2 separate regions of the Homo sapiens genome follow, and region 2 is linked to region 1. Evidence: chromatin loops called from intact Hi-C (ENCODE). Cell type or tissue: PC-9. All regions are shown on one strand. Links, peaks and the distances in the headings refer to the core of each region. The heading gives the core; the rest is flanking DNA.

The links. Hi-C counts contacts between places; a loop is a spot of excess contacts. Peaks named below come from ENCODE experiments on the same cell type or tissue, not always from the same donor. Only the 100,000 strongest peaks of a DNase experiment are listed, where the experiment ranks them.
Region 2: it touches region 1 in a loop (6-fold over the local background); 1 of 110 quality-filtered maps calls a loop at or near these places.

What each region holds. Positions count from the first base shown.
Region 1 is chr3:190,337,673-190,354,569 of GRCh38, reverse strand. It overlaps a transcript of CLDN16 not described here. Among named protein-coding and RNA genes, the nearest start is that of CLDN1, 24 kb to the right of the region's middle. In PC-9, for the core only: no CTCF peak of the experiment used is centred there; a DNase peak (open chromatin) is centred at 9,239; H3K4me3 peaks cover 1,862 bases; H3K27ac peaks cover 4,397 bases.
Region 2 is chr3:189,309,380-189,326,276 of GRCh38, reverse strand. It overlaps TPRG1 (tumor protein p63 regulated 1), which reads right to left. Exons shown (of 6, transcript NM_198485.4): 5 at 15,738-15,891; 6 at 973-5,651. The coding sequence ends at 5,457. Among named protein-coding and RNA genes, the nearest start is that of TPRG1-AS2, 77 kb to the right of the region's middle. RefSeq lists an enhancer at 1,012-2,211. In PC-9, for the core only: no CTCF peak of the experiment used is centred there; DNase peaks (open chromatin) are centred at 9,426 and 9,816; H3K4me3 peaks cover 1,192 bases; H3K27ac peaks cover 3,039 bases.

The DNA.
Region 1 (16,897 bases), core at 6,880-11,879:
TGCCATCTCAGACTGTGGTCCAGGCATCAGGATACAATGATTGGTTCACCAGTCTTGCCATCAAGAGAACACGAAGACAGCACAAGAGTGTCATAAAGAAAAGAGTGTGTCTTCAAAATCCCTTTTTATATAAAGTAATTAAAAATGAAATCCATCATGTGACAGTTCCACCTCCGTAAAAGGGGAAATTAATATACAAGGTAGGCACACCAGGAAATGAAATCTTGGGAATCATTTCAGAATTCTACCTATCACACCTTTATTAAACATTCCTGCAAAGAAACTGTGGTTGACAAAATAATAGTTCCCTAAAAGATATTTGCATCCTTATTCCTGAAACCTCTGAGTGTTAATATTATACTCCAAAAAATGCCTCTGCAACTATGATTATCAAGATGAGACCTAAATGCAGTCACCAGTATCTTTATAAAAGAGAGAGAGAGAGAGATTCAATACAGACATAGAAGAAGGCAACATAACTATAACCGACAGAGATTGGAGTGATGTAGTCAAAAGCCAAGGAATGCTGGCAGCCAGCAGAAGCTAGAAGAGGCAAAGAAAGGATTCCTTAGACCCTCTAGAGAAAGTGCAGTCCTCAAACACCTTGATTTCAGCCCAGTGAAACTGATTTGACTTATGGCCCTCAGAATTGGGAGCGAACAAATTTCCATTCCTTTAAACCACCAAGTTAGTGGTAATTTGTTACAACAGCCACAGGAAACTAGTACAGAAACCATGAGTTGAAGGTAAGATGAATAATGTTAAGAACAGGCAAACTCCATGAGACAAGGAGGGCTGTCACTTTTACTACTAGAACCAGCTCTTTGTCAGCAACTTATCAATAAAAATGATGATACAGAAAGGTCTGGTAAAGCCAACTATAGATAACTAAATGAATTAAATATCAAGAGGATGATTTAATATCTCAATTGTTTGAACGACTCTTAAGTGTATATTGTGCCTTGAATGTTAAAATAAAGCCATGTAAGAAAACCTTTAAACTAGTGTTTATTTCATCTTGATCACAACTTCATTTAAGATTTAATAACACAAACTTGTGGTCCATAGACATAACTAAATAATTAAATATACATATTCCTGGGGTACATGCTTTATTCATTTATTTATGTTTTTATTAGGATTGGGTGACCAAATGACTTTGAAAGCCATTGCCATAAACAATGGGAAGCTATTGGAAGCTGGGTGCACTCATCATGATAAAATTTATATTTTAGACATAATAACTTTGGTATGGTGTGGAAAGTAGGTTGAAGAGAAGAAACTGAAAGCAAAGAGATCAGTTAAGGGGTTGTGAAAGTAAATTGCTCACAGCAGGTCACTCTGAATTTTGGATGAAGGTGGCATAGTCTTACAGTTAATAATATAATAATTAGCAACTTACAGGATTGCTGACTGGGTGGCAGTCTCTGTGACTTTGTATTAATGCTCATGATAACTCTTTGGAGTAGGTACTATGTTTATCCCATTTTACAAAATCACTTACTCAGCAAATATTAATGAACACTTACTATTGGTTGCGTATTTTATTAAGAGCTGAGGAGGAAATTAAATTGTACTTAAGGGCCATAAAGCTTCTAGATACTGAGCTGGGATAACATTCAAGTCTGTTTGACACCTATTTCTGAAGGGTGGAAAAATGAGGAAAGGGAAATATGAAATAATTTAGCACTATCCTAATTGTTTAAAACCAGTGATCTACTCACTGCTTATACAGTTGATGTAAGAAAAGAGGTTTTTTTTATCCTTTTTTTTTTTCTGAGAAAACAACAGAGCCCCGATAAATTCTACGAGATTCTCTTTGGAGGCCCCAAACTATTCTGAAAGCAACTGCAATGTTTCAAGGACCTTTTGATGTTCTAGAATAGTAGCTTTTGCTTATACTAATGAGACACGGAGAAAAAGAAAATTGTCACATTCAAATACAGCAGTTTTCTGTGCGACTTTTCGCAACCATAGCTACTTTGATTTCTAATTACATGATTAGTAGCTAACCTGATTAGCTCTGCCTGAGATACAAAATTCAAATAGCACTTTGCTACAGAAAGTGGAATTTACTGTTAGAATAAACATTTCAAAATAGTGTCATAAATATTCCTAAAGCTAGAAATGACCTGGAATGTTAATCTTGTTTATCCTTCTGCTTTAGGACAGATCTAAATAAAGACAATTCCAATCACATATTCTGTTTCTGAGCTATTCCAATATAATTAAATACAACAAATATTTACTGAGAATTTATATGTACCAGGCACAATATCTAGAAAAAGAAAAACTAAATTCACTTGGCAAACTTTTCTTACTCTTTAAAATTGTTAATTATGTTTGAAGTTGTAAAGAAGCTATCCTGATCCCCCTTCCTTTTTTATTGTTTTACTAATTTATTTGTCTTTTTTTAAAAAAAAAAAAACTTTTTCAATTGCCTTCTAGTTTCAGACAAATAATATTTAGAAAAGCATGATTCCAAAATTATAATCACTGTCAAATTAAGACCATTAATTACCTGTGTGTTCTCAACCTAAGCAAAATGCAGAATATATGCAATTACTGGGATAATTCAAGCCAGGAAAAACATTTTGCTGTACTTGCTAGAGCTCTCCCTGATATTCTGATTTATATCTGGGAGAAAATGGTCCAGTTTAACTTGAATACTCTTGAATGTTTCCACAATTAAAAGAGAATATAATTCCCAGTGGCCCTATAGTCAATATTACCTTTCCTTTTAGAATGCTAATAGATAAAATAACGTTAAGTTTTTGTGATTTTTTGACTGCAATATTTGCATTAATTATTTACCTAGTTTGTTTCTTGGTTATTTTGTTTTCCATCTGTTTACCTCTATTTCTCCCCAGCAACAGATAATCTTCAGCCCAATATCTGCTAATATGTTTCATGATTTTGACTTAAAAAAATAAAAACCTTAAAAAGTAATAATAACAACAACAATAATAAAATGTTCTATTAATTCAATGTTTACTAAATGGCAGTCACTGTACAATTTTGTTTTAAATTCACTGGTTTGTTTAAATATTACTACAATCCTATGGACTAGGTTACATTTTACACATGAGAAAACTGAGACTCAGAGAGGCTATTGTGTTAATCTGGGTTCTCAAGAAGCAGCTCTCAAGATGGGATTAAATGTGTAAATTTAAGTAAAGGAAGCACTTATGCTGAAGAAAATAGAAATAGAGCTGGAGAAGGCTGGGAAAAAAAAACAGTCTGTTTCAGTTCCTTTTGCATTGCTGTAAAGGAACACCGGAGACTAAGTAATTCATAAAGAAAAGAGGTTTTTTGGCTCATGGTTCTGCAGCCTGTCCAGAAAGCATGGTGACAGCCTGTGCTTCTGGTGAGGGACTCAGGAAGCTTCCAATCAAGGTGGATGGTGAAAATGAACAGACTTATCTATATGGCAAGAGAGGGACCAAGGGGGTGGGGGGGAGTGCACAGTCTTTTACACAACCGGATTTCCCACGAACTCAATTACCACTCATTAATCAAGGAGAGCACCAAGCCATTCATGAGTGATTTACCCACAAGACCCAACACCTCCCACTATGCCTCAACTCAAACATAGGGGTCATATTTCAACATGAAATTTGGCGGAGACACACCTCCAAACCATATCACAGACCACAATGCAAGTCTGGCCCAGAATGAAGAAGACTGCGAGGAAAGATTGTCTATAGACTAAAGAAGTTTGAGCAAAATCATAGTGAACCCTTGAGCCAAACTCAATGATAAAAGATTTGCCTAACTCCCAGGAACAGGTCAGCCTAGTATTTCCTCTATACTCAGTCATTGGTCAGATAAGCCTAAGGAAGTTATGGCCTGAACCCAAACACAGTAATAGGTTTCAATGCCAGTAGCCTGAGCCCAGTCAATTAAGCTGCCTGTAGGTCTGGAAGGTGCATTCTCATGGCTGCCACAGCTAGTTAAATGGTGGAGCTGAAATTCATCCTTGTACATTCCTGACTCCAGAGGCCTTTCCCTTTACCTGTGATATTTTTCATGACCTTTGCATGTTCTCTTGATTTTGGTATCGAATACTTTTTTCAACATTATAAAATCAAAATTAGCAATTCTTAGTTGCTTTTCAAAATACACATTGACTCTTTTTAACATTGTCATTTTTAATATCTTTAATATGATAAGTAACAATACAATCCAACATCTATAATAAAGTATATATATATATATATATATAACATTATGAACTATGATTCTTAAACTTCAAGTACTGCTTTTATGTAGAAAAGCTTTATCATTTCACACCAGACTTTGGGCTAATTTGAAGAGCTTTACGCAGGGAATAAAATGAATCATGTCTCAAAAACCTGTTCCTTTTTCATACAAATTTGAAAATATTTCTACTGGATTCTACTGGATTCTTAGAATCTTCATAAGACATTAAGATGTACTTAGATGTGGGAGGGAGATGGTTAAATGCTTGTCTCCATGCCCTGCCCTGTGCCTGGTCCGCTCATCTATTCCTCATTTTCCCATAGCTTGTTTGGTCAGGTCATCCCCTCAAAAGATTAGTACATCAGTCATTTCTCTGTACCAAACCACCCGAAATTCAATGGTTTTAAGACCAATCCTTCATTATTGTAGCTACCATGCTTGTGAGTTGAATGGGTTAATCAAGGCTGACCCAGTCTGAACTCACTTATATACCTGCAGTTTGACTGGGGCTCTACCCTAGGATAGGCTTGCCTGGGGCAGCACAGCTGAGAAATCTTTCATTTTCCTTCTTTACCTTGGGTCTAGCTCAGGCATGTTCTTCTCATGGTAATGGCAGGAGTGCAAGTGTATAAAAGGAACATGCAAAGCCTCTTGTGACCTGCATGTAGAACTGGCACACTATCATTTTCACCTCATGTCAATGGATAACACAAGTCACAGGGTCAAACTATGCAAGTCAACGGTTGGGAAACAATACTATAGTCCTTTTATAGACAAAAACAGTGAAGTCACACAGAAAATGATGTGGACTCAGGAAAAGTAAAGACATGACCATTGATGAAACATACCATGAATGGGGATCTGTATTAGTCTGTTCTTGCACTGCTATAAATACCTACCTGAGCCTGGGTAATTTATAAAGAAAAGAAGTTTGACTGACAGTTCCTCAGGCTGCACAGGAAGCATGGCTGGGGGGCCTCAGGAAACTTACAATCATGGCAGAAGGGCCAAGGGGAAGCAAGCATGTCTTCATGTGGTGGCAGGAGAGAAGGAGTGAAGGGGGAAGCTCTACACACGTTTAAACAACCAGCTCTTATGAGAACTCACTCACTATCATGAGAACAACAAGGGGAAATTCATCCCCATGATCCAATCGCCTCCCACCAGGTCCCTCCCCCAACACTGGGGATTACAATTGAACAACTGGATTTGGGTGGGGACACAAAAACCATACCAGGGTCTTACCATACTATTTCCTTTCATCTATCTGATATCGATTCATCAACCTTAATGCCCATCAATGACAGACTGGATAAAGAAAATGTGGTACATATACACGCTGGTATATTACGCAGCCATGAAAAAGAATGAGATTATGTCCTTTGCAGAGACATGGATGGAGCTAAAGACCATTATCTTTAGCAAACTAACACAGAAACAGAAAACCAGACATCACATGTTCTCACTTATAAGTGGGAGCTAAATGATGAGAACACATGGCCACATAGTGGGAAACAACACACACTGGGGTCTTTTGGAGGGTGGAGGGAGGTAAGAGAAAGAGGATCAGGAAAAATAACTAATGGGTACTAGGCTTAGTACCTGGGTGATGAAATAATCTGTACAACAAACCCCCATGACACAAGTTTACCTGTGTAACAGACCTGCACATGTACCCCTGACCTTAAAACTTAAAAAATGAATTCTTTAAATATTTATTGACACAATTTCATAAAAGAAGGTTTGCTTGGCAATGGGGGCATAGTTTTTATTTTAATGGGATAAACAGACATGAAAGCATATTGTTTTCTTTCTTCTGGTCTGACCACATTTATCCATGAGACTTAAGTGACTGCAGGCCTGTGTTGTAGGCTTTTGCTTTCCTTCACTCTGCACAGTCTCTCTAAGCAATATCTTCTATTCCCATGGCTTTAAATGAAACAAAAATCAGTGTGGGTGTGTATATCTTTGTAAGAAACATAATCTTCCAAAGACACACACCACACACACACACACACACACACACACACATTGCAGTCTTGCTGTCTTCCTTGACATTGTGGTCTCATCTTTTTTTTTTTTTTTTGATTTATTCTTTTTTTTTTTTTTTTTTGAGACGGAGTCTTGCTCTGTCGCCAGGCTGGAGTGTAGTGGCACCATCTCAGCTCACTGCAAGCTCCGCCTCCCAGATTCAAGCAATTCTCCTGCCTCAGCCGCCCGAGTAGCTGGGATTACAGGCAAGTGCCACCGTGCCAGCTAATTTTTTTTTTTTTTTTTTTGTATTTTCAGTAGAGACGGGGTTTCACCTTGTTAACCAGGATGGTCACAATCTCCTGACCTCGTGATCCACCTGCCTTGGCCTCTCAAAATGCTGGGATTACAGATGTGAGCCACCGCGCCCAGCCCATGGTCTCATCTTCTACCGATTCCTCGCCCTGTACCACCACTAGGTTCCCTATGCTCCAGCCACAGACCTTTTTTTCTGTTCCTTACAAACTACAAGATCATCACTGCTTCTGGGCTTTTGTGCACTTAGATCCCTGAAATCACCTCATATCATGCAGGTCTCAGCTCACTTGTCGCCACTTCAGAGAAACCTACTTTCATCCTCCAAACTGAAGAAGGTAATCTGTACCAATCATTGACTTTCATATCACCTCTTTTTATTGTCTACACAGCAGACATGCCTAGTTGAAATTGTCTTATTTATCTTTGTTGTTTATTATCTGTCTCCCCCATCAAGAATGACATTTCCATGAGGGCAGGAACTTGCCTATCTTATTCACAACTGTGTCCTTGATACCTAAGATAATAATTGACATGTGGCAGACACTCATAAGTATTTAGTAATGATGAATGAATGCTACAATTTTCTGATGGTCTAACACAGACCTTTCTTTTGAGTGCCAGATCGTTATATCCATTTATAACTATATGTTCCTTGGGCACTTCAAACTCAGCACTGGCATCTCTGAATTTTTCTCCTTTCTCTCTAAAACTATCCTTTTGTCCAGTGTTTTCTAGCACTATAAATAGGAGGTCTACCCAGAAAAACTGGTAGTTTTTCTTGACTCCTCCCTACTTTCTCATCACATCAAAATTATTAACAAATGTTATTGAGTCTACTCTAAAAATATTTATCAGAATCATCTATACGTTGCCATCCCCATTGCCACCATCATCATGGCTCTGCAATCGTTTCCTAGCTGGTCTCTCTGTCAATCGTCTCTGCCACATATTAGCTTTGTGACCTTGGACATATTTTTAAACTTCATAGTGCCTCAGTTTCCTCACTCACCTCTCCAGTTAGGCAAACATCTTACAGTTACAGCATGAGGATAAAGAGTATCCTCCAAAATAATAATAGTGTTCTCCAAAGTGTCCCCCCGCCCAAACCTCGGCGTGTGAACTTATTTGGAAATAGGAGCTTTTCGGAAGTAATAAGGTAATACTGGATTAGGGTGAGCCATACAATAACTGATGTCCTTATAAGGAGAGAACAATTTGGACACAGAAACATGGGCAGAGGGAAGGCAATGGGAGACACAGGGGAGAATGTCATGTGGAAAGGCAGAGGCTGGGGTGATGGATCTGCAAGCCAAGCAACACCAGGGATTGTGAGTAACCACTACAAGCTAGGAGAAGGCAGGGAAGGATACTTCCCAAGATCCCCTTCAGACAAAGCCTATGACCTTACTGGTATCCTGATCTCAGACGTCTGGGCTCCAGAAAAATGAGAGAATGAATTTCTTTTAAGCCACCTAGTTTGTGGTAATTTGTTGCCACATCCCTAAGAAACTAGTATAGTTGTTGTAAAGAATACTAGGACAACTTACATAAAGAATGTACAGTTTTGGCTATAGTAAGCATAAAATAAAATTTAGTTATTATTTTAATTTCAGCATCATTATGAATCTAGATCAAAACTGTTAAAACGCAAATATGACTGGGTCACTATCCTGCTTAAAATTGCCGGAGGATTTTTATTGTTCATAGAATAGAGACCAAAACTTTAAAACAGTTCAAAATTCCCTGTAGCAAAATCTGGTCACACACCCACATCTCTACATGGTACTTCTTTTTCCTTCAGTTTTTTTTTCCTTCCCTAAGCAAACAGAACTTCTTTTGAATTTTTATTCTCTCTCACCTCCAGGCATTCTAACATGTGGTTCCCTCTGCTAAAACACTTTCTTTTCTGTTTCTTTCCTTCGGTCTCGGTGTAAATTCCTTCTTTAAGGGAGTTCCTTCCTGGTTAAGGAAGATCCCTCTGTCTTACGTGCCATAGGACGCTTCAGTTCTATCCTTGGCTACTTCCATCACACTTCTGAATGTTCATGTGTATTGTCACTTACACTGTAAGACCTAAAAGGACTGGTTACAAGAGTCTTGTTATTTGGGTTTAGTCCAGTCCCTGGCATATGCTCAGCACTACCTCAATAAATATTATATATATTACATAAATAAATGAATAAGATTATTTCAATACAATGTAATCAATACAGTAATAAACATACAGTTGTTAGTTTAAAGGAGGGGACAGATGGATAGACTGGCAGATTACCTGGGACAAACTGAAAGTCAGAATTTTATGAGAAGGAAGGAAAGCTGCCAAAGTGTGTTTATTTTAGCCTCTTCCTGTATTTCACGAATGAATAACTGGAAGCCCAGTGAGGTAAAGCATTTAAACAAAGCTGAACACCTATCAGTGGCAAAACTAGAACCAGAATTCCTTTTCCTCATCAAAGAGTCTTTCTAGAGAGCATTATGCTGCTTATGATAAAGAGAGACGGAGCTAGGCCTGTAAAAAATAAATATGAGATTAACACAACTGAAAGAAGAGGCTCTGGAAAAACACGAGGCTTGTTTACAGAGGAAAAATAATAGTGATGAGATGAGAGCATTTTCAAATAATTCCAGGATTGCCAAATAGGGTGATTCAAACCTGATAGGAAGTAACTCAAATTCCATAAGTGCAGTGAGAGAATGTGTAACTAAGGGAGGAGAAGTCAAATTCCTGAGGTGCAGTGGGTGTGTGATATGAAGAGGAGAAGAGAAAGTCCCTAAACTGAGAAATATCACAAAATGAACAAAGAGGTTGTGAAAGACCTTTTATCTGGTAGTATCCATCCGAGCCAAAATCCTGCCTGCCTGCCCCTAGAAGCTCTTGCCAGCTATCTCCCTGGTTACTATCAAAGCTGGTAAGACAACAAGAACCAGGAACTTAAACTGTAGCTTAATACAGAGTTCACTAGCAGCACTGTGTGTGTGTTAGGTGGAGAGGGGTGTCTTTAGTCAAATTACTTTACCCTTTAAATCTACAAATTTCAGTGTTAACATTGGTATTAGCTTAACTCTTCCTCTGTCTCTGAATTTTGTCTATTTTCCCCATACTCTTCTAAGTAAAAGTCTGATCTTATTCATTTATTTACACTTCTGGGTAAATAGAATTATTTCCTCTGAATCGATCTGTGTGAAAATACAGCTACCTGACCCTTCTCTGCCAATATTCAATGTGTCCCTAAATCCCAACCAAATTCCTAGCATGAGCAAGAAGACCCCCTTTTACAGCTTGGCCTAATTTTTGCAACTCTTTCTCCAGACATTTATCCTCCTTTATTCTATAACCTAATCACATGATTATCTGGAATCCTTAGTTTTTTTTTTTATTTCCACAGCTTTCCTTATGCTACTTTTTTATGGAAGACAAGGAAAATTTAGTGATTTAATTCTTAATGTTTTGCCAAAATAAAAGTGTCGACTAAAAGTATACATACATATATAATTTTAACATTTAATATATTTTCACATTTATACAAATGCATTTACAGAATACATAGTATGTAATACAGTATGTACTATGTATAATTATGAATTATATATAATATACATTATTCACTACTCTATAATACTTATATGAAAATTAAGAACAGTTTATATACACATTAAATCTATCAAATATTAATGACTGTTTAAATAATATTTAATAGCAATTTATCTGTAGTACTTTTAATACCAGTAGTGAATATGATTAAGATAATTAAAGCTTCTTGGAGGTGCATGCATAAAAATCCACATATGGCTTTTCTGGGAATTTTAAGAAGTTATTCAGAGATGTTTAGGTAATATAAGCAATTTCTCTGAAGGTGTTATTTAGTTACAGAAATTTGGAAGCTCTGTGTTTTATAATGATGGCTATTCTTCATACGTGCTTTCAAAGCGTTTTTCAAAATTATTTTTTATATTTTTTATATTTCATTTCATTAAAAAATGTATTGTGCACATTTAAGTTATACAACATGATGTTATGATACATGTATATAGTAAAATGATTGCTGCAGTGAAACAAAATAGCAAATCCATCATCTTACATATTTATTCATTATTCGCCCTATCACATGTGAAGATACAATCTACCCATGTAGCAAAAATCTTGACTACAGTACATTATTATTTACTGTAGTCTCTATTTGTACATTAGATCTTTCAACTTGTTCATCCTACGTTGCTACTTTGTATCCTCTGGCCTGTATCTTCCCATTTTCTCCCCCAGACCTGAACTCTGATAACCACTGTTTTATTTTCTATCTCTTTTTATTGATTTGACTCCCCTGCCATTTTTTTAAGATTCCATATATAAGTGAAGTCATGTGATATTTTTCTTTCTGTGTCTGACTTACTTCACGTAGCATAATGCCCTTCAGATTCATATATGTCGTGGCAAATGGCAGAATCTCTTTGTACTTAAGGCTGAATAATATTTCTTTGTATATATACACTATAGATTTTTTATCCATTCATCCACTGATGTACACCTAGGTTGTTTCTGTATCTTAGGTATTGTATGAACAATGCTGCAATGAATATGAGAGTGCAGATATCTTTACGAGGTGGTGATTTTATCTCCTTTGAGTATATACCCAAAAGAGATATTGCTGGATCATATAGTAGCTATATTTTTAATTTCTTTAGGAACTTCTATACTTTTTTTATGGCTGTACCAATCTACATTCCCAAAAGTGTACAAGGCTTCCCTTTCTTCCACACCCTGATCAACATTTTTTATCTCTTGTCTTTTTGATACCAGCTATCCTAACAGGCGTGAGGTGGTATCTTATAGTTGCTTATGATCTATTTTCCTGATTATTAGTAATGTTGAGCTCTTTTTCATACACTTGTTGGCAACTTTTATGTCATCTTTGGAGAAATACGTATTTCAGTCCTTACCCAGTTATAAGTGGGTTATAAGTTTTCTCACTATTGAGTTGGATGAGATCTTTATAAATCTTTTATATTAACCCTTTCTCTGATACATGATTTGCAAATATTTTTTCCAATCCGTAGGTTGTCTTTTCATTTTGTTGATTGTTTTCTTTGCTATGCAAAAGCTTTTTGATTTGATATAGTCATACTTATTTACTTTTGCTTTTGTAGCTTAAACTTCTGGTGTGATATTCAAGAAATCATTGCCAAGGCCAATGTCAAGGAGTTTTTCCCCTATGTTTTTTTCCAGGAGTTTTATGGCTTCATTTCTTATGTTTAAGTCTTTAATCCATTCTAAATTAATTTTTGTGTGTGCTGGAAGGGTCCAATGTATTTCTTTTGCATGTGAAAATCCAGTTTTCTGAGCACCATTTATTGAAAACACTATCTTTTTCCCATTGCATCATGTTGGTATCTATGGTGAAAATTAGTTAACTGTAAATGTTTGGATTTATTTTGGGACTCTCCCTTCTGTTCCACTGGCTGACATGCCTCTTTTATGCCAGTACCATGCTGTTTTGTTTACTATAGCTTTGTATCCTTTTCAATTTCTTTCATTAATGTCTTATAGTTTTCAGGGGACAGGTCTTTCACCTCTTTGGTTAAATTTATTCCTAAGAATTTCAATTTTTATGCTATTGTAAATCAGATTGTCTTTTTGCTTTCTGTTTCACCTAGGTCATTATTTGCATATATAAATCCCACAGATTTTTGTATGTTGATTTTATATCTTGCAACTTTACCAAATTCTACCACCATGTGAGATGTGCCTTTCACCTTCTGCCATAATTGTGATGCATCCCCAGCCATGTGGAACTGTAAGTCCAATAAACCTCTTTCTTTTGTAAATTGCCCAGTCTCAGGTATGTCCTTATCAGCAGCATGAAAATGAACTAATACAGTAAATTGGTACCAGCAGAGTGGGGTGCTCCTGAAAAGATACCTGAAAATGTGGAAGCGACTTTGGAACTGTGTAACAGGCAGAGTTTGGAACAGTTTGGAGGGCTCAGAAGAAGACAGGAAGATGTGAGAAAGTTTGGAACTTCCTGGAGATTTCTTGAATGGCTTTGCCAAAAATGCTGATAGTGATATGGAAAATAAAGTCCAGGCTCAGGTGGTTTCAGATGGAAATAAGGACCTTTTGGGGAACTGGAGCAAAGGTGACTCTTGTTATGTTTTAGCAAAGAGACTGGCAGCATTTTGTCCCTGCCCTAGAGATTTGTGGATCTTTGAACTTGAGAGAGATGATTTGGGGTATCCGGTGAAAGAAATTTTTAAGCAGCAAAGCATTCAAGAGGTGACTTGAGTGCTGTTAAATGCATTCAGTTTTAAAAGGGAAACAGAGCATCAAAGTTCAGAAAATCTGCAGCCTGACAATGCAATAGAAAAGAAAATCTCATTCTGCGGGGAGAAATCCAAGCCGGCTATAGAAATTTGCATAACTAATGAGAAGCCGAATATTAATCACCAAGTCAATGGAAAAAAATATCTCCAGGGCATGTGAGAGACCTTTGTGGCAGCCCCTCCCATCACAGACCTGGAGGCCTAGGAGGAAAAAAATTGTTTAGTGGGCCAGGCCCAGGGTTCCTCTGCTGTGTGCAGCCTAGGGACTTGGTACCCTGCATCCCAGCTGCTCCAGCCATGGCTGAAAGGGGCCAACATAGAGCTCAGGCCATGACTTCAGAGGGTGCAATTCCCAAACCTTGGCAGCTTCCACCTGGTGTTGAGCCTGCAAGTGCACAGAAGTCAAGACTTGGGATTTGGGAGCCTCTGCCTAGATTTCAGAGGATGTATGGAAACACCTTGATATCCAGGCAGAAGTTTGCTACAGGGGTGGGGTCCTTATAGAGAACCTCTGCTAGGGCAGTGTGGAAGAGAAATGTGGGGTTGGAGCCCCCACATAGAGTCCCTACTGGGGCACCACCTAGTCGAACTGTGAAAAGAGGGCCATCATCCTCTAGACCCCATAATGGTAGATCCACTGACGGCTTGCACTGTGTACCTGGAAAAGCTGCAGACACTCAATGTCATGCCAGCCCATGAAAGCAGCTGGAGGAAAAGCTCTACCCTGCAAAGCCACAAGGGCAGAGCTGCCCAAGACCATGGGAACCCACCTCTTGCATCAGCATGACCTGGTCGTGAGACCTGGAGTCAAAGGAAATCATTTTGGAGCTTTAAGATTTGACTGCCCTGCTGGATTTCCGACTTGCATGGGGCCTGTAACCCCTTTGTTTTGGCCAATTTCTCCCATTTGGAATGGCTATATTTACCCAATTCCTGTACCCCCATTGTATCTAGGAAGTAACTAACTTGATTTTGATTTTACACAGGCTCATAGACAGAAGGGGCTTGCCTTGTCTCAGATGAGATTTTGGACTTTTGAGTTAATGCTGAAATGAGTTAAGATGTTGGGGGACTGTTGGGAAGGCATGATTGGTTTTGAAATGTTAGAACAAGATTAGGAGTCGCTAGGGGCAGAATGATATGGTTTGGTTGTGTCCCCACCCAAATCTCATCTTGATTTGTAACTCCCACGATTCCCACGTGTTGTGGGATGGACCTGGTAGCAGGTAATTGAATCATGGGTGGGAGGTCTTTCCTGTGCTACCCTCTCATGTTAGTGAGTAAGACTCATGAGATTTGATGGTTTTAAAAATGGGAGTTCCCCTGCACAAGCTCTTGTCTGCCACCACGTGAGACATTCCTTTCATCTCTGCCATGACTGTGATTGTGAGGCCTCCCCGCTGCATGGAACTGTAAGTCTAATAAACCTCTTTCTTTTGTAAATTGCCCAGTCTCAGGTATGTTTTCATCAGCAGGATGAAAATGGACTAATACAGTAGGCATCCTTGTCTTATACCAGATCTCAGAGGAAATGCTGTCAGTTTCTTCCCATTGTTTATGTTAGCTGTGGGTTTTCCATAAATAGCCCTTATTACATTGAGGAACTTTCCTTCTATACCTAAAGTGTTAGAAGTTTTTATCAAGAAAGGATGTTAAACTTTGTCAAATACTTTTTCTTTGTCAATAGATATGATCATGTGGCTTTTTGACTTTATGTCTGTTAATATGATATATCACCAACTGATTTGTTTATATTAAACCAACCTTTTATTCCAGGGATAAATCTCACTTGATTATGATGTATAATCTTTCTGATATGCTGTTGAATTTGATTTGCTAATATTTAACTGCTGACTTTTGTGTCAGTGTTCATTGGAAATATTGTCCTATAGTTTTTCTTGATTTCACACCCTTTTGCTTATAATTCTAGTATAATATTTATTTTTTGACTTTTATAACAACTACCAAGATAGTCATTATTCACTATTAAGACTACAAGCTCCGCAGGAGTAGTAGTAATTTTTTTTACATATGTGGTAAAACAATAATTGTTTAATGAGTTTTTAAGGCAGTATATGTGGTTTCAATTCTTGCAGGAGGTTAGGACATATTAATCCTTAAATCAATTTTACTGCTGACCTATCTTACAAGTTTACCTAATGTATGCTATTTCCAATGATCATTAAACTTCTAGCCCTTTTCAATTATTTTCTAGACTATTACCATAATCTATGAAATTATATTTTTGCAACTAGACTTGCCTCTCATACATTGTCTCCTCAACACTGCTGCCAGATTGAGCTTTCTAAATGTGAATCTAATCACATCACTCCCTGCTTGCTTCTGCTTCATTAGTCAGGATTGTGACAGGAAACCAATGTCACACACAAATGAAGAATAATGTATACACAGGAAATGACCACTAGGTGAGACTGTGGTTCTCCATAGAGAAACCCAGCCATTGCCACATGTAATTGAGTTAGGCCCAGAAGCCTAGAAGCAGAGTATTAGACAGAGAGTCTTGTGCAGGTGATTTCTAGAAGGAATACACTTAGAAGTCTTTAAGGAAGCAAGAAGAGCAGGAAAAGATGAAGGATGGGTAGAGTTAGGCAATAATATGATTTCAGAAGTTTAGTCTCAATCTAATCCCCTAGTTAGCTCTCTAGAACATAGATTATAATCAGATAATTTTCTTGGCCAGAGAAAAGAGAGCTGCACTGTCTTATCCCTGCACTTGTCAGTCTTTGGAGAGAGAACAGTGTAACTTCTCAGGCATTTCTGGGTGAGGTAGCTTCAATCAGCTGAGGACAACCCTACAGTGAAATGTGCTAACTTGAGCAGTTATCAGCCAAGACCTGCAGGGGTATGAGTGTACCAGCCCAGTCAAGGAGATCTGGAGAAGTGCCAAGAGCCACTTCCAAGTCTGCCACTCACACTTCTCAAATCCATTCACTTCTCACAATAAGTTCTTCCTATCTGGTCTTAGCTTCTTCAGAATTTGAGTTGGTCTCAATTTCTAGGAAAACTTGTAAGAGGAGCATTTGTAGGATGAATTACAGCCTTCTTTGCTGCAATTGATCTCAAGGCTGTCAATAATACACATTATCCCTGTCAGCTACAATTATAGATTCCTTTTACACTCAGCTAGGACTTCAGTTCATCTAGGTGGCTTGTCTGGTGGGATGTCTCAGACACTCATCCCTGAGAGCCTTGATTCCCTAGTTACCACGCACTTGCCAGGCAATAATTGCTGTACTTGTCAATTTATAATTAAACTTGGGCATGAGGGTACCAAGAGATAACCTGCAGTTCACGTAGGTATGAAAAGTATTTCTCCATGCCCCTATTAAGTAACAGCAGCCCTTTTCCTTAGGTAATCAGGCTAAAATACGCCACTACACATTCAAATATCCTAGTGTACACAATCTTGGCAGTATAATAATTCCTTTTCTTGCTTGTTGGTCCACTTGAAGAACTAGAAGTGATCATGTATCAGCTGTATCTTTAAGTTCTATGAGACTCTTGTGTCCCTGAGTGAAAGCATATCTTCTCTGGGACCTCTGGATCCACAGGCTCTAAAATTGAGTAGACAGGCAATACAACATCTCCTAGTCAATTCTTGGAGTGGCGGTGAAGTAGGGCTACTATTTCCTCCGTCTTTTGGTTACTGAACTCATGTACTCTACCTACTGGGCACCCTGGCACCATGTAATGGCTGTTGGTTTAGGATGAATGTACATCTTTCTGAAGTATAGTGTCTCCATCTACAGGCATCATCTTCAAGATGGTACTACAGCTATACATTAAAAGGGGCTTTCCTATGCTCTATAGGGTCAGCTGCCACTAATTGATTCAATGTATCATAGGATCAGGGGATATCTTTGCCATGTTCCCACTACCAGGCTTCCTTTGCCATAAAGGGGTTCTCTTGATCTGAAGTGATATTGTATGAGATGCTATCCAATATCTCTCTCTGTGAGCCTTTCTGTATAATGCTGACAGAAATACTACTGGTAGAAAAGGCAAACACATCCTAGGAATGTGTGTCACTACTACTCAGGATTAATTGTTGCTTTTGTCAGGATGAGAG
Region 2 (16,897 bases), core at 7,575-12,574, 1.0 Mb after region 1:
TTTGTGCTTTCAATGAATTTACCCAATCAGGAAAGGAGTTATATATTATATTATAGTATGAAGTTATTCATACATTTCATGTGAACAAACAGTGTGATAGAAGAAACCTGGATTTTATTAATAACAGTATAGTGGCAAATAAAGAACAACTCCATTCTAATTTGCACTGATTAATCTATATATGAACTGCCAAGACAAGTGTTGAATATAATATTTTAAAAGAAGTGTTTACCAAACAGAATAGTCTACAAAGAAGAGACAAGCTCGATAAGGACTCTGGATAATGCATCATATTTAAAAATGATTGTGCTCACTGGAGTTTTGTCTCTAAATACAAAAATAAAACTACTGTCACTACCTTTTAGGAGAGCACCTGCCTTTATAGAAAGTGTGAATATGTGAACTAGGAAATTAATTTATTTGGGATACCTTCAAAGGAATATCTAGCATCAAATCTATACATTTCCAAGGAGAGAGGTTTGGGTGCAATGTCCAGAAAAACCTTCTACTTGTTGCTGTTGCTCAGTAGTGGAATTAACTGCTTTAGAAAGCAAGGAGTTCTGGGCTCTTGGAATGTTCACACAGAAGCTGATTTTCCATCTGCTGTGCATGCTCTGGTTGAGGGCATTCCTGCAACCTCAACCAAAGGAGGCTAAACTACATGACCTTTAAGATCCTTTCTAATCTCAGATTCCGTGAAGAGTGCTCAGACAATATTAAAAAAGGAAAAGGAATTTCTGAGATGCATGGGGTAAGCATTATGGGCAGGACACGACAGACAAGTTGGTGGTTCAGAACACTTGATCTCAACGCATCCACAATATATCATGATCTGTCATATCTACCTTAAAAACGTAGGAGTTAATTAAACTGGGCTTGCAAATTCCATTTGGCTTCACTGAAAAGGGGACTGAGATATTTACTAAGAGCTTTTTAAAATCGAATATAAAATAGCACACGAGATACAAGGTCTAGGTTGAGAAGCAGTCTCATGACTTTATTCCTTATATTTCACATTGGCAGCAGGCCTGCAATGAAATATGGCTCATTTTTTTTGGTCTTGGGCTTTGAGGCTAAAGAGAGGGTTTAGCAGAGGATATCATAATTCCTTTTTGTGGATACAGAAGAACCCTAAGCAGTTGCCAAAATCAGGTAGAATAAGACAAGTATTGGTCCACTCTCAGTAACTCCAAGGCCTCAGAGTTTTTCCTTAGCTTCTGGGGAACTGGTATCTACAAGGAAATCAAGAGGCCTAGTCCCCTAACTGCTTTCGGAGCACGTTGTGGGAGGTGCAGACCAAAGGTGAGTTTACACATCAGTGACTAAAGTTTCCTGCCACTAAGCATAAGAAGTCACTCATGAGCAGCGTCCCTAAACCACAGCTACAGGATGTGGGCACAAGCCCTTGTATAATTGTTGGCCAAGAGCCAATGAGCATTCATCCCTGTGCAAATACCTTGGCTTTTTTATGTTGTTGTTAACCTTTGAAAACCACAGGCATTAGTCTCTCTCTTTCTTCCCCTTGGCACAAGTCATCTTCTTTTCTCCAACTTGGTCTCTTGTGTGTAAAGAATTTCTGAGGAGCTTTTAAGCCTAAATTTAATACCTTTGCCCTCCCCCTCTCCTGCCCCACAAAATGCCAGCAGAGGTGAAGCTGCCTTACAAAATATCTGCTGGCTCTGCCAGCTTCCGCAGCTTTGTTTGGGCTTTTTTTATCAGATAGGAAATCGGAGAGCTCTATAAGTGTCCTTAGCCTTTAAGAAAATGATGGCAATTTCTGGAAATTCTTCCCAAACGACTGTGCCCTATTGTTTTCTCATTTCAAAATTATCTCAACAACTACGATACATCAATTCAGATGGCATGTCTTTCCCATGGAATACAGATATTATATTGGAAAGAGCAGTGGGCTAGGGATAGAAATTGGAAAATGTAGTCTAATCTCAGTATTTCCAAAAGTTCACCATCTTCTTTTTGAGAAATGTCTTTCTAGTTTCTAGGCCTTTGCTTCATTTTCTGTGAAATAAAAGCACTGAATTGACATGGTTTTTCTGCCTTCTTATCCCCAGAACTCTACAAACTGGCTTCCTAAGAAGGTTTAAACAAAGGCTGAATAAAAAATGGACCTCAAGGCAAATGATTCAGAAGTGCCAACTTATAAGTGAGCTTCTCTTTTCTGCCTTAGATGACCTTAAGATGACCAAAGGTCAGGCCTCCAAACAGGCCCAATTGACCACCGAGGAGTGAGTCCTGGTGATTGTTTAAAAGTCCTCCTGTTGTGTTAAAACATCTATCTGCTTTGAACTTTCTCACCCTCAGAACTGCCTACGATGTATCAGAAGATAGTGAGGCATTTGTCAGTGGAGCTGTTCAAGCAGTTTCTGAAATAAAGCTTATCAGAGATTTTTCAAGTGGAAATTCCTGAATGAGATAAAGACCGAATAATGAAGACCTCCAACCATGACATTTTGGTTATGAAATGCTTTGTACTCTACTTAATGTATCTTGCGTCTACTCCTATTATCAATCAAACTCATCATGCCATTTGCTAAACTGTAGTGGTAAGTTCAAATGATAGTCTGATAAAAACTCCAAGTGTACACATAGGTCCCCTGGGTTGTGGCTCCCTGTTGAGCTTAAGGACAAAGATCCCAAGTAAGAACACCAAGTGTAAAATGAGAAAACCATAATCAGTAGGTCGATGGTAATGAAGAAACAATTTCTGGAGGAAATGTAGTTCCCTTGGATGTTTTCCCACCTTCTGCTGCAAAAGTCACATCACTCTCTAGGCAAATACTCAAAACTTTCTGTTTAATAAAAGAATTTAACCTCATTTCATTGAATCCTCACAAGATCTTTATGAAATAAGCAAAAGTAATATAATTGTCTCCATTTCGCAGAAGAGGAAATTAAACCTTAGGAAAGGTAAGGAAATTTTTCAGGGTCTCCCATGATTGATCCAACTCTTTCCTAAGAAAAAAATGGGTCTAATTAACTAAGTACTAGCAACAATTATTTGGAAAATGATAGGGTCACCGGCCTTAAAAGATTATGTCAATCATTTCTCCAAACGGTATCATACAGCAATTCCTCTCACAATATCGACTTTATCTAGTCTTTCCTTGAACATACCAAGTGATGGTGGGCTCACTGTTTAAAGAAGCAACCCATTCCATCATTGAAAATTTATAACTATAAGAAGTTCTTTCTTATCTTGAACTGCTATCCAAATTCCTAAATCTTCTCACCCTCTGGTCATAATACCGCTTTCTAGATCCCATTTATCAATTAAGGGGATAGCCTATATATGACAGTTTTTACAAAATGTGAAGGGAATTCATAAAGACCCTCTTGTCGTCTCTGAGTTCACTCTTTATGCAAAACAGCTTTGATTCCATTAAATGCTTATCCCATTGTTACAGACTGGCTCTCAGAACTAAGAAACATCTCCCTCCTGTCATCCTTTCTGAACTGTTTCCATTGATGATGGTGCACTGTGTCCTTTAGAAGGTCATTTGGGAACAGTCTGGCTTAGGTTACAAAGGGGGCAAATGTGCAGAGAGAAGTCGATTGTCAGGCTGATCCTTAAATGGTAACTCAAAAGAATGTGCTGGACATTTCAGAGGCTTCTGCCAATAAATGCCACTATCTTGAGGCAAATGGGGATTTTCGGGCAGCAGTATTATAATAATTTGCCAATTATGCCTGCTTCAGAACCAGTGCCAAAACAATCCAACGACTTTTCATTCCACTACTGTTGACAGGACAGCTATGGATTTCAACATTTCCTTTTACAGTCTGAATAGAAGTTCCCTGCCTTGGGGACTATAACAATATTTGCCATCATGGGGGGAAGAAAAAGTGGGTGCTGTAAAGGCGGAAGAGAGGGAAAGAAAAAAAAATTAATGGAAGTAAACAAAGACAAAATAAAATAAGAGTTATTCAAGGTTTAGGGTTTGAATGTCTGCATTAAATTGATGTTTATAAATATATCAGAGGACAAATCTTTGAAATTGAGGAAGCAAGCTTTTCAAAGAAAAGACTTTAAACTTCACATAAAAGTCAAAAAAAAGTTGGCTGGAATTTCAACTTAAACATCAACAAAGATGTGTCAATTTTGAGTCTTGGGAAAGGCAAAAAGCTTATTGTAGTAATGTCTATGTAGTCAACATTCAAAGCTTTTTTTTCTACATAAATTTAGATAAAATAAGACTCTGAAAGAAAAAAGAAAAGAAACTTGAGAGATGCAAACATATGAGATAATTTCCTGGGTTGTTGAAAATTAGATCTAAGTCGGGAAGAGACAAAGAGGAAATAAGAGGGAAAAGAGCAATGACAATAGAGTGTTAAGACAGTGTTTTTGAAAACATGGTCTTCAAAACCCTCTGCGATCCATGGACATTCCATATGCAGCACCTCTGAGGCCTAGAAAGAAAGATGCCTGTGGCATTCTCATCTTCACTCCAACCGCATTGAACCTACTTTTATCTGCTTCGTATATGCTGCTTCTACAAAAGATTTCTTTAGAAGAAAAAGGTCTGTTATTAAAAAATATATATTTGAACAAAAGATGGTATAAGTAAATGAGCTAGAAACCAAGTGTAGGATAGATTGAAACAGTCAGCCTTGGAGTAGGGATTCCATTTAACAGGCTGTGGTAATAATTGGTTGAGCAGAATTAAAAACCTGATCTAATAATACAGCTATAAGAATGGAAAGGAGGAATACATGAACAATTTTGATAAGAGAATGAGCTTCAAGTTTGACATCTGGGCATCGGAATACAATGCTAAGCCGTATAGAGATGTGATCATATATAGGATGTCATGGCAAGGAATTTAGAGAAATCAAAATTGACAGACTTCAGGGATGGATAACTGGGACCATATAAATACCACAGGATTTTGATAATGCTCAATTAAGAGGCCACTGGGACACTGATATATAGATGATTAGCAGTCAGAAATGCAAAACTGAGTCTTGGAATAAATATTGGGAATGGGAATATAAATTTGGAAGTCATCCTTATCAAGTGGTAGCTAAAATACTAGAGACAGTGAGACCCCAATGAGAGAATAAATCAGGATAAGAGGGCTGAAGACCAAGACCTAAAAAAAAAAAAAAAAAAAAGCCTACATTTAGAGAGCTGAAGCAACAGGACTTAGAGTCTTCTTTCCTGAGTTGATGATCAGGCACTCATTTGATAACAGTATTTGATAGGCTCAGCAGCATTTATTTTCTAGTTTTAAGAAAATTTGATTATTCTTGTATGAGGTCTAAAGTGTGTATCTATCAGTCCAATCAAGCTTTTAAATTTTCGGAAATACTAAATTTCTAAATCATAAAGCGTCATTTAAAAATAATTAATTGTTTCAGTCCAAAAATAGCGTGGGTCAAACTGGAATTTTCAAAGTGACATATCTGTGGATGATATGCTTATGGTACCAAAAAGACTCTCAAAAACCAATACTCCCACGGGCAAGGGAATAGCCAAGTTTGTTGCGGTTTCCAATGAATGACATCAGCCCTGTGTAGGTCTCAATCAAAATGGGTTCAGTTAACACCATCAGTTTCTTTCCTCTTCCAGATCCAGTTGAATTCTTGTGGGCATTCTGGATAGCTGGAACAAGCTTAGACATGAACCCAGACAACTGAAGAAGAAAAAAAGAAGGCACAAAGTTAGTTACTGTAGATTAAGTTGAGAGATACTCATCTCCCCAGCCAGTCTTCACAGAAGTTGACTACTCTCCTGGGGCTGCAGTTATTCTTACTTCTTAAACATAAATGGTTAAATTTATCTCTATTAAGTTAATTCAGTTAATAACTGTGCTTAAGTCCATTAAGACTAACTTTCCTCAGGCCCAATTTTGCTTCTTAATGTCAGAAATAATATGTAATTTTTTCAGTTTGTTTATCATCCACATAAGTCTACCAAGTACCATTTTAGTTTTAGCTGCTTTAATATTTTGTTAGTATACAAATAATTTGCATCGGTATTAGTACTGTAAACTGACTCTCTTTGTCACTAATAGATGAAAGGGCATCTGAAATTACTTAAGAAATATTGATGAAGCGCCTACAACAAGTTCCAGGGACATTTTAAGTTGAACAGACAGGCAAAAAAACCCCGCTGTCATGGAGCTCACATTCTCGTGATTGCAGACAAAAAATATTCATAAAAATTTTGAAGGTGATAAATTCTAGAAGGAAAATAGAATGTGGTAAAGGGATAAAAAGTAATGAAAGTTAGAGTTACTTCACATACTGTATTCAGGGCAAGTCTTTCTGAGGAGGTAAAACTTCAACTGAGACCCATACAATGAAAAAGAGCTAGTTACGTGAAGAAGAAATTCCAAGCAGAAAACACAGCACCTGCAAAAGCTGTAAGGGAGGCATGAATTTAGCTTCTTCAAGGGACACAGAAAACGCCTTTTAGACAGAAGTCTAGTGATCAAAGGAAAGAGGTTGAAGCACTAGGCATGAAGAGTCTTCAGGGCCATATTAAGGGCTTTGGATTGATGTGATTTTAGGAAGGAGTTCAATGTTGTATGCTGTTATTTTACAAATAATAATAATCCTAGCTACTGTGTGGAGTCAAAAATAGAATGCTCTTAGGGCTAAGAATGGAAGCAGGAAGACAAGATGAGTTTGGAGTTCACTTCAGGAGTCCAGGCAAGATACGACGGTGGCTTGGACAGTGTAGCAGTAGAGACCATCGGAACTGGTTAAATTAGGGATTTGGGGGGCAGGGGGTTCAAGCCAAAGAATGTGTTGGTGTGATTGAATTTAGGGATGAAGAAATGAGAAGGAAAAAAATGACACCCAGGTTTTTGGCCTGAGCAACTGGGTAGATAGCGATATTATTATTGAGTTGAGAAAGCCTAGGAGAGGTACAGATTGGAAATGGTAAGATACAGGGATGGAGGATTTTGTTGCAGACACGTGGTTTGAGTTACCTCACCAGAAATCCTCTTAGAGATTTTCAATAGGCAACTGGATATAGAATCTGGGACCATGAAGAAATATACAGATAAAAAGTCCATGTCTATAAATTTTTCATAATAATAATCACAGACCCAGAAGTCAAGAATGATATTCATAAAGTGAAGTTAATAGCCTAAACATGATAGGATATGGGACAGAGAGTAGGAATTAAATTCAGGAAACTCTTGTTGGATAAGATACTAGGCATTGTGGGCAATGTAGAGGGGATCTGGTAGGTAAACTGAGGATCTAAATGTTACAGGGATCTACCCAATACCAAATAACTAGTAAATGATTGAGCAAGGGCTTGGACTCAGGTCTCCTGACTTAACTCCTGAAGTCCTCTCTTTATAACATTGCTGTTATGAGCAGGAATTATAAAATTCTAATTTTTAGAAAATTTAGTTTTAAAATTCTGATATTTAGGGAAGAATTCATGTTCCTCATTTGCAAAAGGGAGAAAATATTACATTCATTAATTTTTAAACCATGTTCTTTAGAACACTAGATCTCTTCACAGATTGGGTGGGTACATATAATTTATCATCCAAATCTAAATTCTCTGGAAAAGAAAGGAAGTGCTATGTGAATAATGTTGGGACAGCAGGTACCTGAGGCTTCGAGGAGAGGATGTCAACAAAAAGCCAAAAGCCAAGCAGGTAACTTATTTTAGTCTCTTCAATCACATCAGAGCTGCTCTATTTTTATGATCAGTTTTATATATTTGAGTTCCAAGTAAGATTTTACTTCTTTTTAAATGAAAATCACTTGCCTAGGAAACTTCAGCTCTGGCAATCAATGATTTAATCCAAAAAGATCTATAGTGCCGACTCTCCAACACATCTCTCAAAACCAAGCTTAAATCCTGTATCTTCCACAATGCCTTCCCACAAACTCAAGGGAAAAGTTGACCTTTTTTTCTCTTATGTGTTTCCTATACCTATACCTCCACTCAAATATTTCATCTGGTTTTCTATGAAGTAGAGTCACAAATGTGGCTGTCTGTACAGCTAAACCAAAGTTTCTTCACCTTGGGACTATTGCTATTTTAGGCCAGACAATCTTTTGCTATGGCAGAGAATGTCTTCTGCATGTTAGGATGTTAAGCAGCCTCCCTATCCTCCTCCCACCAGATACCAGACAGATACCTCCCTGTGTATAGAAGGAAGTCTCCTGTAATAGAGGGCACGCCCGTCCAATACCCAGTACTTGAAATCACTTGAGAAGTCACGCTGCTGGACAGACTGTATATATCATCCTTGCATATTTTTTCCTGGAATTATCCTCATAGAGACCCTGTGACTATAAATTCAAGTGTGTAGAGACAAATAAGAAGAGGCAGTAGCTCCTTTTTCCTTGCACAAGAGAGGTTTCTACCCATCGTAATTTCCATCCTCATCCTATCCCATGCCTCAACCCTCCTCTCTGAACACATGCAGATATATGCACACACATACAAGTGCACTTTAAACTTAGCTAAACTGAATTAGTCTTTATCAGAGAACATTTTATATACCTTTGTAAGTATACATTTGATATGACAACCGATAATATCTCACTGGGACACTGGGACATTGTCATATGTCCCCCATGGGAAAAATCACCCTCTCTTGAGAACCACTGAACTAAAGGAAGTATAGGATCAGGCAGAGGGGTCTTAAGTTGGAACTATGATACTCACATAGCTGTGTGACTTTGGGCAAGTTATCCAACCTCTCTGAAATTTATAGTTCCTTTGCCATAAAATAAGAATATTAATAGTATCAAACTTATCAGGTGGTTGTAAAGATTAAGTGAAATAAAGTGTTTGTATACACGCTGTGAATGGAGGGGTGCACATACATGCACTTGTGTGCTCACATATTATATAAAGGATTAGGAAAGCAGAATGAGATGAGCCTGAAATTTGGAGTTATATTGCAAAGGCCATAAAGGAAGCTTGTTGCCAGGAATCAATAAATAATAACTGCTTAATCATCACTGACATCATCCTCATCATCATTACCAAACCATGATCTCTTAAAAATCAAAGTATAATTCATCTCAACAATTCTATTGCAACAAAGTCTGGATTATCCAAAGTCTGGATTATCAGGATGCCTTTTCATAGATCAGTAAATCTTGTCCAGTTGGATTACTGAATGCTTCCTCTGGCTTCATCATAAACTTCTTTCCTTAAGAATCCTCTGTAGACTCAAAATCAAAGTGCTAGAAAGTAAAAGTTGGCACTATTTCATACTCAATGAATTTGGCATTTCATTGGAGTCAGATGGACTTCATTTCCAGTCATTTCTAGGAGCCCCTTCAAAGCCAGGGGAGGGCATGGTTACAGAGAGACAAGCAGGGTGACAAGCAGTGCATTGAAGGAGAGGCAGACAAAAGGCCAAGTCCCCGAGCTGGCTCTTGAGCATTTCAAGCACCTGAACTAAATCTATGTGACAGGAACGCTGTGTCATCTGATATGAATGCCACCAGCCACATACTTTTCCCTAAAAGCTTTTATGCACCCACCTCTGGCTCTCTCTTTTATTTCAGTCCCAAATACAGAGGGTCAGGTTTTAACAACTCCAGTTACACAGGGGCTGTGTGTTGGTTAGGATAAAGTATAGCAGCAGTGTGCGTGGTGGGGACAGGGGGGACATCGTATTATTCTTGACTTTCCACCAATTATTTACCAGCCGAGTGCCTGGTCCACAGGTTTGCTTTAGGTGCTGTCTGCCAACAGTTCATTGCCTGGAGTCTCAGTTTTCCTTATTACAACCATCACTGGCTTCCTGTTTACACTGGGTAAAGAGACCAGGTTTCATGCCTGTAGGCCCACATTCCTCAGTTGAGCTGGTTTTCTGAGCCTGCAGGCTACAGGTTTCAGCCTCCCTGTGTATGGAAGGAAGTCTCCAAGTCTCCTGTCATAGAGGGCACGCCCATCCAATACCCAGTACTTGAAATCACTTGAGAAGTCACACTGCTGGACAGACTGTATATATCATCTTTGCACATTTTTCCTGGAATTATCCTCATAGAGCCCCTGTGACTATAAATTCAAGTGCATAGAGACAAATAAGAAGAGGCAGTAGCTTCTTTTTTCTTGCACAAGAGAGGTTTCTACCCATAGCAATTTCCATCCTCATCCTATCCCATCCCCCAACCCTCCTCTCTGAACATATGCACATATGTGCACACACACACAAGTGCACTTTAAACTTAGCTAAACTGAATTAGTCTTTATCGGAGAACATTTTGTATACCTTTGTAATTCGCAGCTTTTAAGCATGTTTCCTCTAATTAAAATGTCTTTTCCCACCTTCTTTGGTGCTTAAATCACCCATACCTTGAGTTTCATATCAAATGTCATCAGACTTGTTAACTTTTGGACTTATCTGTTCCCACTTTTGGGCTCCCCCTATTTACAATCTTAGTACTTTAAATTATAATTTGTGAAAGTCTTTGCTGCCTCCTCCCCCTACGCCGTAAGTATCTGTAGGGCAAAATCAGTTTTATTCTTCTTGGTAATCCAGAATATTGCTCATCATGTAATGGTCACTGCCAGGTAAGTACTCAATGAATATTTGTTGAATTGTTGTAAAAGGCAAACAAAGGGCTAAGAGTATAAAGTTAAATTTAATTGCTAAAACATTGGTTCATTTACATGATCCCCTTGAAAAGATGGATAGAAATACAAGAAAAGAGTACAAATGGTTGGTCTGTAGATCATGATGGTTGTAGGGCACACATAATGCGTTCACTGCTATTCATCAGTTCTGGGTTCAGTACTCATCCTTCCCAGCAGTAGTCTCTGCATACTGTAGGAACCCAGCAAAGCGATGGTTAAAAAAGAAAAGGTAAGGCTATAAGTTGCAAATACAAAGTGGATGAAATAATTGAGGATAATTGAGCCAGGTTTTGAGATACAATATTATACCATATCACATCAATTAATACAAATGTACACACAGTCTCTCTCTTTCTCACCCCCCCTTACACACACACACACACACACACACACACACACACACAATTCTTTCAGGCTTATACCCATTTCCTTGAATATTAGGAAACTGGGTATAACATAGAACTATTATTATATGATTTCAGTCACTTAATCCCTCTGAATAACTGTCCTCATTTTTTTTTAAAGAGACAAAATCTTGCTCTGTCATCTAGGTTGGAATGCAATGGTATAATCACAGCTCACTGCAGACTTGCACTGCAGACTCGAACTCCTGGGCTTAAGCAGTCCTCCTGCCTTAGCCTTCCAAGTAGCTGGGATTATAGGTAACTGGAATGGGAATACTGGTACATGCCACCATGTCTCATTAATTTATTTTATTAAGTTTTTTTAAAGACATGGTCTTACTCTGTTGCCTAGGCTGGTCTTGAACTTCTGGCCTCAAGCAATCCTCCCACCTTAGCCTCCTGAGTCACTGGGACTACAGGCATAGGCCACCACCACACATGGCTCAAGTGTTCTCATTTTTAAAACAAAGACACCTATCCTTATCTTACAGGGGTTTTATTAGTTGAATTACATGAAAATAGTATTCAAATTGTAATCAATAGATATAAAGTATAACTATATAATAGTATACTAGATATTTTTATGTCTCATAATATTAAAAGCAGTGCCAAAAAGCTACTATTTTATTTTATACTTTCACATTGTTTTATATGAGTAACACAAACTATGTATGTGAACAGATTGGAAAAGTTTGGTGAAGCAGGGAGATAAGCAAGACTGTCTGGGAAAAGGCCATTTGACCACCATATCTGCCAGATGTGGAAGTGGTATAGAGTTAGTGAGATGGGAATAGTATATTTTGACATAGCATTGTATAAACTTTACAGCAATTTTATCAATAAATGTTAACAGACTTAGACATAGCGTAAACTTTAACTTGAACGTAATTATATCCATTAATGCTCTTTCTTTGGGTACCTTCCTGACCCACCAGCCCCATGACTACTCAGCTTTGGCCCAATGTTGTGTAATCTCAAACCTATATCACCAGTTCAGCTTTCTGTACTGAGCTTCAGACCTAAATTTCTAACTGCCTGACAACCAACCCTACCCCAAGTTCTACAGAAATGCAACATGTTTCGAATTCAACATGTCATAAGCTGAGTCCCCAAACCTACTTTTTCCAGTTTTCTTCAATCAAATTAATGGAATCACCATCTACCCAATCCTGAAACCTTGTCATCTTTGACTTCTTCATCATCTTCAATATCCTGTCAGTTACTTGCTTTCATTAATTCTCTCTCCTGAATAACTCAAAATCTCCTCATCTTCTTTCCCTTCCTACTGCTCCGAACTTAGTTTAGGCTCTTATATCTATTATCTAAGCCATTATAACTACAGTGGGGACTATGTAACATTAAACTCCAGTTAAACCAAATTACTCTTTATCTAAGAACCTTCTGCATACTCTCATGTACCTCTACTCCTTTTTGCTTGATCCAAACTTCAGTTTCAGTTAATTAGAACTCTTAAAAATATTTGCATTTTTATCTGCCTCCCCTGTTAAGCACTGCCTTCCACAAAGGCAAGAACCTTGTCTCATTTCTGTTGGTATCCTCAGCAACAATCATAATACCTGCATTTTGTTGGTGTTAGAAAATCTCTTGAATAAAGAGATTCTAGATACAGTAGAAGAAATGACTCTGGGTAAGAATAAGTTTGAATATTTTCATGTATTTTAAAATAATAATTTGTTCCATTAGATTGTAAATAATTTAAAAGTGTTGACTGCATAACTCAGCTCTATGTTATTCCCTCCCCGTGAGACAATAGTTTTCTTAAACTGAATTAAATTGCTTCAGTTTTTGATTTAGTTATGCATTTTCCCCATATTCTACTTTTTTCCTATTTCATTCATCAGAGAGATGGAAAAACCAGTTTATTAAACCCTTTTAAAATCTCATGTTTTTGCCAAAATATTAACATAAAAAAATTCTAGATCCCCCAAATTATCTTTCTTCTTATTTATTCTTTTACATTGATATAACTGGGTCTTAATCAAAGCCAATCTTGGAAAATGTCCTAAACATAAATAATATTGTGACATAAAAACCAACAACAAAAGAGAAAATAAGACACAAAAACCTGGATCAAAGTACTCATCCTCTCACATTCCAGATGGAGATCATTTGTTTTCCTAGAGAGCTGGGACTTTGGGTGGCCTTTGAATAAGAAATAGCTTGGCAAATGAAAGTGCCAGACTATTGCTAAAGGAAAAAAAAAAAAAGAGAAAAAGCTTTGGAATAATAATTTAAGGAGAAAAGCCTTAAAGGAAATACACTTAACAGATCCGCGAAGTAGTTTGATTGGCTAAAAGTCAACCAACCAACTCACCGTCTATCATGTTCGTGTGTGTGCATGTGCCTCCCACCTGTTATTCTTACTTCCATCCAGTAAGAGCTACATGAACATCAATTTCCTGTTCAGCCTTTGCTACTGGGAAGGCTAGGGCAAAATCCAATGCTCTAGTCTATTAATTCCATTTGTGGGTATTTGGAAAATAATATTCCATACCCTCTTTGATATTTTACTTTTCATCTTTATTTTTGCATTATTTGATTGTATTTATATATAACAGAATAAGATAAAGCACAATCAGATGTTAGAATGTGACAGTGTTATTTCTCTGCAGTTTATAAAACTTGTTCTTTAATTCCTCACGCTGAACTTCTTCCTGCAAAGGGCATTCAGGGAATAACCATCTAATGCACAAGGTATGAGGAATAAGAGAAGACTTGGCCCAGGAAATGATGGATGTACCAACTAAGGCAGTTAGTATTTATTTTGATTTACAATAAAGTACAATTACTACTAATTCAAAAATATATATTATTTTAATGGTCGGAACCAGATGTCCTTTAAAGCAGGAAAATGTCTTTGGGAAAATAGGTTATTAAGCTCTTTATCTTGGATTAACAGATGTTTTCGGGCGCCTGTAGTCCCAGCTACTCCGGAGGCTGAGGCAGGAGAATGATGTGAACCCGGGAGGCGGAGCTTGCAGTGAGCCAAGATTGTGCCACTGCACTCCAGCCTGGGTGACAGAGCGAGACTCCGTCTTAAGAAAGAAAGAAAGAAAGAAAGAAAGAAAGAAAAAAAGAAAGAAAGAAAGAAAGAAAGAAAGAAAGAAAGAAAGAAAGAAAGAAAGAAAGAAAGAAAGAAACAAAGAAAGAAACAAAGAAACAAAGAAAGAAAGAAACATAAAGTGTTCTGCATTGTTAACAATAATTTTTGAAACAGAGTTTGAAGATTATGGAACAATGCATTAATGTGTTATTATTAATAAGAACTTCTAGAAACAGAGAAGTCTGATATTGCATTTGAAGTTCACGGCAAGAGCATGATGCAAACTCCCACTCTGTCCCCCTGAAGCCCTGGGTGAGTCTGTTCTCATATTCTTGCCTTCAAATAGGTGTTAGGTTGTTCTTATTGGTTGTTTTGTTTTGTTGGCTTTCAGTGGTAAAGAGTCAGGCTAGGGGCTGATGCTGAGGCTTGGGTTGAGAAATTTGAAATAGGAGTGTCCCATAAAGAGTGGCAACATGATCCATATACCAAGCTAGTTTAGTGTCAATAACAGCTTGGAGCCTGAGGGACACCGTGACACTATAAATCCCTGAGGACATTTGCATAATTCTTGAGAGGAACATTGACTTTTCATGGGAGAATAATGTGATTCGAGGTCATTTCATCTATGTATTATGGGGGAATGAAGACTCCATCTAGCCTGTAATCAAATATATGTTGCCTCAAATTCTTTTTAAAATCCCCAGGACCTATCAAGTTAAAATATTTTCACACACATACATATATATTTACACTTGCACGAATAGGTATGTTTAATGCAAGAAATGTAATATATGCCATCAACCACAGAAAGTCTTTACATACAGATTGCCAAGTTTTGAATTCATAGCAAATAAAGAATTGTAATATTCTGAAATGAATGACAGAATATAAAAGTAAACATAAAAAGGACGGAGAAGGTAAGAATTTCTAGGTCTATAAGCGCACTCATATGTATATTTGGTTTTATTGAAAATATAAAGTTTGATCTTTCACTACATTTTCAGCTCCAGCTGTTTTCCTTCTTGACTACTTAGAATGCCCCCGTTCTGCTTTAGATGCCTGGGGGAGGTGAGAGAATAATAGAAAACTGTTCCCTTTAGAAATAAGTCTAATATCTGCTTGATGAGATGAAATTTAAAGACAAAGAAATTGTGAATAGCTTTACACTTCATGGAGTATTTATACACACATCATTCTATTTAACCTTATAATGGTCCAGTGAGGTTGGGAGGAAAGGCAGTGCTCATTATCTTCATTTTAGACGTGAGACTACCAAGTCTCAGAAAGACAAGTGACTTAATCGAGCATGACCATAGAACCTCATCGAACTATGCTTTATACTATTCCACACTTCCATGAATAAAATAATTAGAATGTGATTATATGTGGGAAAGTATATACACCATGTAGGCAATGCATGCAATTAGCAAGCGGAAAGCAGCATGTTATATATAAATATAATGTATATTTACATATAAAAACAGTTTGACTCTTTACTAAAATAAATTATAAACCTATTACCGTTTTTGTCTATATAAATTGCTGGTTTTATTTTATTTTATTTTATTTTATTTTATTTTATTTTATTTTGTTTTGTTTAGGAGTACACGTCCCTAGAAGCACATAGCTCCAGCAACAAAGCTAATCTGAGAGTAATACCCAAGATGCCTCCTACCTTGCAAATTTCAAGGAATTTCTCACTGGTGTATTTCATAGGATGCTCAGTGAAAGTAGCATAAGGAACTTCAGTGGACCATGGGTTCCAGCGGGACAGAAGAGACTGCTCCTCCGGACTCCCCCAGTAGATCCTAAGGCCTTCTCCTTGTCTCCTACAAGAAAGGCGTTTTCCATTAGATTAGTCATTTCCATTTCCAAAAAAAAAAAAATAGAATGTAATACATCAGTCAGCCTTCATATTAACTCCCAACTAGTTAAACTGTTCAAAAGATTTTAGGGGGTGAGAAGAAAAAGGTGAATTAGGTTTTAAAAATAGGAAATTCAAGGTGTTTGGAGGAATTCTATATGGGAAACACCTACTTGGAAATGTGAGTCTGACACTCAGAACAGTGGCTAGAGCTGGAAATACGGATATTGATGTCACACCAAGATTCTGATGGTAAGAATTAAAAGAGAAAGAGAGGAGGTATCAAAGAGGTGAACAGTAACAGAACAGTTCAGGTGGGAGACAGTTTCAAGAAGAAAGGAGCTGCCATGACAATAACAGTTTCCACAGAAGCAATAACTGACTGAGAAAAGACATGGGACTTCTTAAATGGTAGAATATACATGATTTTTGAGGGGGACGCTGACAAATTCAAAATGCTCTGCGACTTCAGATTCTGAATCTCATTGTCCTCTATTCTCTGCACACATTCCATTCAGTGAAATTGCAGCAACAAACATGTCAAAGCTTGTAGAAAGACTGTGCCTGCCCCTCCTGTTAAGTTCACAGTCTTAATCCACAAGATGTGGGAGGAAGCCACTCTGGCATAGCCCAGGCCTGGTCATTTGGTAAACCTAAGTGCAGAGCAAGAGAAAGTAAGCTTGAGATAACAGGGAGAGAACTCATGGTAGAGGAGTGTGGCCACATTGAATAACAAAACCGTGTTTCTGAGGCCTCTTTTGCATGTGTCCATCAGAATTTATGATTTGTGGTTTCAGGTATCTCTGAATGCAAAGAGATGCCCGGAGGTTAAGCCAAACTCAGGTGCCCTGCATTCGACAAGCTTGGAAACTAAGTTGCCTGTAATTCTAAACAGCCCTATGGAACTTCACGGATGTCTCATTTTGTCTAAAAATTAAATCCTGGGATTTCTGGAATGAAAAACCAGAGCT